2 separate regions of the Homo sapiens genome follow, and region 2 is linked to region 1. A link is a contact called in ENCODE Hi-C or POLR2A ChIA-PET data. All regions are on one chromosome and are shown on one strand. Each heading gives the region's core, a stretch centred on a gene start or an enhancer-like site at or near the end of the contact. The rest is flanking DNA. Distances are from core to core; before and after follow the strand shown. Region 1 holds the start of BCYRN1 (brain cytoplasmic RNA 1). Region 2 holds the start of MSH2-OT1 (MSH2 overlapping transcript 1).

Region 1 (3,814 bases), core at 1,064-3,563:
GATCCAGAGGCAAGCTTCATGAGGAATCATGGGTCCTTTTTTTTTTTTCTTTTCTTTTCTTTTTTGTGAGACAGTCTCTGTCGCGCAGGCTGGAGTGCAGTGGTGCGATTTTGGCTCACTGCAACCTTTGCGTCCCAGGCTCACCTGCTTCAGCTTCCTACAGGCAGGTGCAAGCCACCATGCATGGCTAATTTTGTTTATTTTTTGTAGAGACAAGGTCTCAAGAGTTCTCACTATGTTGCCCAGGCTGGTCTTGGACTCCTGGGCTAAAGCGGTCCTCCTGCCTTGGCCTCCCAAAAGTGCTGGGATTATAGGCATGAGCTGCCATGCCCAGTCTGAGATCATGGGTTCTTTAACTGTACCCTCTTCAGACCTTAGCCCAGTATGGGATATAAAGGAGCTTCTCAGGATAGATTGACTATTATTTGCAAAGGTAATGAGAAGTGAGTCTGTGCTTGGAACAGATACCAGAGAATGCAGCCTCTGTGATGAGATCATCTGGGCCCTGTGAAAGAAACTGTTTGGCAGAGACGGTTGCTTATCAAAGCTGGCTGGGTGTGTTTTGGCCCTGTGTTATCTGTTTAGAGTCAAGGCTGGCCTCAGTGAGGAGCAAAGAGCCAGCCAGTGGGTGGTCTAGCCTCCTGCACTCAAATATGTCTCCCCCAAAAGCTGAGAGTCCCTTTAGAATTCAGTTTCTTTCAGCTATTTCTGCCTGGTTCAAATGTGAACACCCTGTCCTGAATGGTGAATGAATTTTTTTCTTCCTCATTTGGGCTTCTAGTTGAAAACCACACCCTACCAGATGAAATGCAGAAGTGAAATTTGTGGAAAGTGGTCTGGGTGGAAACCCTCCTCTAAATCCCATCTGAGATCTCAAAGGACACTGGTTCTCAGAAGAGCCTAGAAGACAGAGATGGGGCAAGGAGGGGTCTCACAGCTGCCCAACACCAGCCAGCACATAATTTGGGCCAAGATTTGGTTAACTGTGGATTGGGACAAGGTGAAAGAAAACATGGCTCACAAAGGAAGTCCAATGGCACCCATGAGGCAAATGTACGCTGGGCTCAGTTACAGATATGGGGAGGAGCAAGTTTGGAAGTCGCAACTGTCACCATCAGGGAGAGCTGGGGCCACAGCTGGGAGACAGGACCTCTAGTCAGAGCTGCTGGTGCTTCAGGGATGGAAGACTCAGACGCTACAGGCTTGACCTGCCTTCAAGGTATGAATGATGGCAGGTATGCTGAGAAGTTTACTTGCCTCCTGCAATGTTTTCCCTACCTGCTCACAGATGCCTGACATTCCTTTTAACAGGGAACAGGCCTTGTATTACAGAGCAAAAGAGCAAGCTTAAAATGGCCATTGGAGGAGAGACTCATATCTGAGAAAGACAGCAAGAGGGGGAGAATGGTGTGTGTGTGTGTGTGTGTGTGTGTTTGTCTAGGATGGTATAATTTTGCTCAAGGCCATGGAAATAAGAAAATTTGGAGGCTGGGCACGGTGGCTCACAGCTGTAATCCCAGTACTTTGGGAGGCTGAGGCAGGCGGATCATTTGAGGTCAGGAGTTTGAGACCAGCCTGGCCAACATGGTGAAACCCCGTCTCTACTAAAAATACAAAAATTAGCCAGGCATGGTAGTGCATGCCTGTAATCCCAGTTACTTGGAAGGCTGAGGCAGGAGAATCACTTGAACCTGGGAGATGGAGGTTACAGTGAGCCGAGATTGAGCTATTACATTCCAGACTGGGTGACAGAGCTAGACTCCATCTCAAAAAAAAAAAAAAAAAAAAAAGAAAGAAAATTTGGGGTCCTGTTGGTGGGGTGGGAGGAGGGACAGCATCAGGAAGAATAGCTAATGGATGCTGGGTTTAATACCTAGGTGATGGGTTGACCTGTGCAGCAAACCACCATGGCACACGTTTACCTATGTAACAAACCTGCACATCCTGCACATGTACCCTCGAACTTAAAATAAATACTGATTAAAAAAGTAAAAAGAAAATTTGCTTTCTCCCCCACATATAGCAGTAGCAGCAGCATTTCAGAATGGCTTTAACTTCTCCCAGCTTTAAGAAGCTGAGGAAAGCAAGGCCTTTCTTCCAGGCAAGAATATGAAAAGGGGGGGGGGGGTTGTTGCTTTGAGGGAAGTTACGCTTATTTTTTTTTTGTCTTTTGTTTTTTTTTTTCCTTTTTCTGGAGAACGGGGTCTCGCTATATTGCCCAGGCAGGTCTCGAACTCCTGGGCTCAAGCTATCCTCCCGCCTCTTAGCCTCCCTGAGAGCTGGGATTACAGGCGTGAGCCACCGCGCCCGGCCTCTTATTCTCGATTGAAATTCTTTCATAGATCTCAAATTGTCGCTCTGAAATGCAGTACTTCCCTCTGCTGGCCATAGGGTTATATAGCTCATCAAAAACAAGGATGACTCCCAAGTCGTCTCCCTCATCTAAGACTAAGGAATTGACTCAGGACATGAGGTGGGAGATAAATCAAATATAGGATGATTTTCCAACCCTCACACCCCCTCAGAAAACATCCTTGAGTGTCTTTTGGCTCTGAATTTAAATAGGTTTATCTAGCTTCTCCAGCCTGTGCTTAGCCAATTAGGTCACATTGGCATGAATGTGCAAAGAACAATGGCTTGGAGCCCCACCCACCCAATTGCAGGACCTTGGCCCCCTCCCAAAACCTCCCTCAGAGATCCTGGAATACTTTCAGGGGGCGGAGGCTCATGATTTGGGGTTTGGGGCCTCACAGAGAGTCCACCATGTTCTTCTTGCTGGCTTCTGTCCCTACACCATCTCTTGGTTAAAAAGCCCCTCAAGGTCTCAAGCCGGGCGCAGTGGCTCATGCCTGTAATCTCAACACTTTGGGAGGCCGAGGTGGGCGGATCACCTGAGGTCAGGAGTTTCGAGACCTCCCTGAGCAACATAGTGAAACCCCATCTCTACCAAAAATGCAAAAATTAGCTGGGCATGGTGGCACATGCCTGTAATCGCAGCTACTTGAGAGGCTGAGGCAGGAGAATCGTTTAAACCTGGGAGGCGGAGATTGCAGTGAGCCGAGACAGCACCACTGCACTCCAGCCTGGGTGACACAGCAAGATTCCATCTCAACAACAGCAACAAAAGCCCTTGAAAGAAATTTCCCGCTGCTCTATTGTCCTGCCTGAGCCAGAGTCTGCTAATTCTCGAGTCTGCCTCGGTTGCAGTCCTGCTAGTGCCAGTTTCTGTGCAGATGTAGGAAAAAGGGCTCCACAAGAGAGGTGGAATTTATTCTGATGTATTTGTATGACCAAATAACAAGTTACATGCTCTCCATTGCATGGTGGTGTGTTTTGGTTAAAAAGCTACCATATCCTAGCAGGGTGGTGGTGATGTGTACCTGTAGTCCCAGCCACTCAGGAGGCTGAGGGAGGAGGATTGCTTGAGCCCAGGAGTTTGAGATCAGTCTGGAAAACATAGTGAGACCCCATCTTTAAAAAAAAAAAAAAAAGCTACCTTGCTTAGGGGGCTTTTTTCATTCTTGTGAAACTGAATTTCCACAAATTGATTCTGAAATCAGAGTGAATACTCTACTAGTATTTTCTATTTCTTTAAGATGTTTTATTTATTTATTTGAGACAGAGTCTCTCTGTCGCCAGGCTGGAGTGCAGTGGTGTGATCTCGGTTCACTGCAACCTCCGACTCCCTGGTTCAAGCGATTCTCCTGCCTCAGCCTCCCGAGTAGCTGGGACTACAGGCACGCGCCACCACGCCCAGCTGATTTTTGTATTTTTAGCAGAGATGGGGGTTTCACCGTGTTAGCCAGGATGTTCT
Region 2 (3,392 bases), core at 202-2,701, 190 kb before region 1:
CCCTCAGCCCATTTCCTTGCCTGCATTTTTGGGCGTAATAGTGCCTCCCTCACAGGGTGGCTGGGGGCCTGGATGGGAGGAGTGTGTCAAGGGCCCAACCGAGGCTGCCGCCCAGGGCTGCACGATACAGATCAGTGCTGGCCTCTCCATCTCACTTCCATGCTCTCTGAGCTGAACTCCGAAGGCCCCATCACCAGGGCCCCATTTGCGAAGGCGGCACCAGACAGGCTGTGGGAACGAGCTTCACAGCTTTTGTCAAAGTGGCATAATAAAGCCCCCAAGTGTCTGCTCTTTGCAAACTGGGATGGCAGATCAATTGTGGCATAAACAAAATAGCAGGCTTGGTGCGAACCCAGGGACAGATCACGCCTCTGCAGGGTGTGATTGAGGGGGAGGAGGAGATTCTCAGGGTGGCTGGGTTTGCCTTTTCTCTGGCTGAAGCTTTGAGGCCCCTCTCCAGAGCAGCTTGGCTCCCCACAAATTGCAAGAGCTTGGGAGACTGCTTCTCTACTCTGGGAGGCAACTGGCTAGGCAGTGGCACAAGCATAGGCCCCAGTGCCCTCAGCAGGAAGCCTGTCCCAGGGTCTCAGCACCCCCCCAGAGCTCTGAACCTACTGACCTTGATGCGGAAGAAGGATGGACCATCCTCCACCCCCACCTTGTCTCCCAGGATGAGCTGAGTGTGCTCTGTAGGAAAGCGAAGGGCAGTAAAGCAGGCACAGAGAGACCTCAGGAACAGGACAGTAAGGACGCTTTCACTGGTTGCCCTGTGCGCTGTCGGAGACCCTTCTGCCTCACCTGTCCCTTCATTCTGGGCAGATGGTGTTACACAGCTAGTCTAGTATTTAGCATCATTTGGGGCCTGCAGCACTCCCTAGCTAAGTTGTTATGCTGAATGCAAGCTGAACCAGGGCCGTAAGAAGACCCCAGGACAAGTTCTGGCCCAGACTATATGCGCCCTGTCCCAGAGGTGAGCCTGCTGGCAGCAAAGGGGGTAGGATCTGTACAAAACTGCTAAGAAACCCAGTGAGGGGCCTCTAGGAAGGCAGCCTAGAGACTGAGGACAGGAACTGCATCTGTCTGGTTTTCCACCATATTTCTGAGCCTTGCATGATACTGCCAACCTGATGCTGTCCACAGTAAATGTTTGCTGAAGGAATGAATAGGTGGATGTTGGTCTTACCAGCTTCATGTCTGGTGTTGGTTGCCTTGCTGAGGCCCTCGGATAAAGCCACACCCTTGTGAGGAGGGAGCATGAGGCCGGTCACATTCTAGGTTTGGTCATCCAGGAAAAAGGCAGATCCTCAACTGGAAACCCAAACTCCAATAGATGGCCTTGGGCAGAAGCCAGGAGTCCAGACATGGAAGAGTTTGGAGGAGTCAGAAGAGGCCCCCAGAGAGTGGAGGAGATGGCCTTGGCCTCACAAGAGTAGGTCAGGCAGGGCAGGCCTGTGGGGGGCCTCAAGAGGCCAATGAGTACCCCAGCTGTGGTCAGCCAGGCAGACTGTCACCCAGAAGCAGCAGTCTCCTCTGCACCTCATTCCTCGCGCTGTCCTCAAGCCCTGGGTCAAGTCTTATGTAAATAGCCCAGCTTGTCTGAGCTGTGCCACGGGGAGGTTATGAGTCTACCTTGGCAGACTCTTTAGGGGATAGGCCATGGCCCCTCTCCCCTGTGAAGGGGACAGCAATGATCAGTAGAAAGGAGGCCAGAGAGGACAGAGGACTCTTAAGGATGGGAGTCACAACTCTGAGCAGCAGCCACTCTCCCACGAAGATGCTCCCCTGGCTGTGGTCCTGGAGGACTGCAATTTGGTTTCTTAAGAAAAATGGAGCTTCCTTGGTGCCCTCAGAATACAGTCTAATGTGGTGGAAAGAGCATGAACTTTAGATGCTAGCACACCTGGGTTTCAGTCTCGGCTCCACCATTTCCAAGCTGTGGGGACTTCGCAACTGCTTTTCACCCTTTAACCTGCAGTTTCTGCATCTGTTGAATGGAGCTGTTCTCCCCCATAGGTTGTCATGATGACATGCGATGATGCAGGCAGGGCCAGCATTGTTAGGTGGTGGCTTTCACCACAATGAAGAGAAAATCCAGGTGGAACCAGTTTATTAAATGGGCCGACACTGGAAATGGCTTTGTCTCATCTATTGTCTTTAAGAACTCCCTTTTAGATTCCTTAACATCTTGGGTAAATGCTAGAGTTATCCAAATAGTTTTTATGTCTTTTTGTGTTTTGGGGTTTTTGTTTGTTTTTGAGACGGAGTTTCGCTCTGTCGCCCAGGCTGGAAGGCAGTGGCGCGATCTTGGCTCACTGCAACCTCTGCCTCCCGGATTCAAGCGATTCTCCTGGCTTAGCCTCCCAAGTAGCTGGGATTACAAGTGCACTCCACTATGCCCGGCTAATTTTTGTATTTTTAGTATAAACGGAGTTTCGCCAAGTTGCCCAGGCTGGTCTTGAACTCCTGGCCTCAAGTGATGCACCCACCTTGGCCTCCCAAAGTGCTGGGGATTACAGGCGTGAGCCACCAGGCTCAGCCAGTTTCTTTGTTTCTTTTCTTTCTTTCTCTTTTTTTTTTTTTTTCTGAGGGAGTCTCACTCTGTTGCCCAGGCTGGAGTGCAGTGGCGCAATCTCGGCTCACTGCAAGCTCCGCCTCCTGGGTTCACGGCATTCTCCTGCCTCAGCCTCCCGAGTAGCTGGGACTACAGGCACCCGCCGCCACACCTGGCTAATTTTTTTTTTTTTTTTGTATTTTTAGGAGAGACGGGGTTTTTGCATATTGGTCAGGCTGGTCTTGAACTCCTGACCTCAAGTGACCTGCCCACCTTGGCCTCCCAAAGTGCTGGGATTACAGGCATGAGCCATCACGCCCGGCCTCTTTTGTTGTTGTTGTTGTTGTTAATTAAGTACCAGTTTTAAGATTGAGACTCGTTCTCAGTTGTTTAATCAAATCTTCAAATTCACTTCTAATCAGAGCTTATTTAGCCTCCCCCTCTAGCTCTGGGCTGACACATGGCTCAGGGGACCCGCAGTGGATGGGGCATGGGGGTGATCTTACATCACTGGAGCCACTATCATTCCTTCTTAACTTTTGCTGGTGGGGCTGCAAGGCTCCCTGTTAGAACAGGCATATGTGCTTTCACGGCATCTATTTATGGGTCCTTGGGAGCCCTGCACAGGGACCACTCCCTGCCCCATTCCCTGAGTGGGCACTGCCCTCTCCATCCCTCCTCCTGTGACTCCCTCTCATGCTGTCCCCAGCCCTCTGCCCCTCAGCCTCTTCTTCCTAGGGCCCCCTTGCTCCAGCAGGCAGCCCTCTTGAGCAGTCTCTTCAGATCTCTTCCTTTCAGTATCCACTTGTCACCCTCTGGTGACCCATGTCACCCTCACATC

What was found. A loop is a pair of places that touch in the nucleus more often than their neighbours do. ChIA-PET counts read pairs that join two places held with the same protein, here RNA polymerase II (POLR2A). Pooled maps may share reads with other maps.
Region 2: a map of B cell shows a loop between it and region 1 (2.6-fold over the local background). The contact joins the promoter of MSH2-OT1 here to the promoter of BCYRN1 in region 1. A Hi-C loop is called at or near these places in 4 of 168 maps with a recorded cell type or tissue (B cell, Caco-2, OCI-LY7 and 1 more), 9 of 37 single-sample maps with no recorded cell type and 12 of 50 pooled maps. POLR2A ChIA-PET finds 5 or more read pairs at or near these places in 2 of 52 experiments (activated CD4-positive, alpha-beta T cell and activated naive CD4-positive, alpha-beta T cell).

The regions. Positions count from the first base shown.
Region 1 is chr2:47,333,814-47,337,627 of GRCh38, reverse strand. It overlaps BCYRN1 (brain cytoplasmic RNA 1), which reads right to left and starts at 2,313. Exons shown (of 1, transcript NR_001568.1): 1 at 2,114-2,313. The region is part of intron 1 of EPCAM-DT (EPCAM divergent transcript); the gene reads left to right. RefSeq lists enhancers at 384-678, 866-955 and a silencer at 2,833-2,882.
Region 2 is chr2:47,525,596-47,528,987 of GRCh38, reverse strand. MSH2-OT1 (MSH2 overlapping transcript 1) reads right to left here and starts at 1,451. Exons shown (of 3, transcript NR_120602.1): 1 at 1,184-1,451; 2 at 620-687. The region is part of intron 1 of KCNK12 (potassium two pore domain channel subfamily K member 12); the gene reads left to right. It also overlaps a transcript of MSH2 not described here.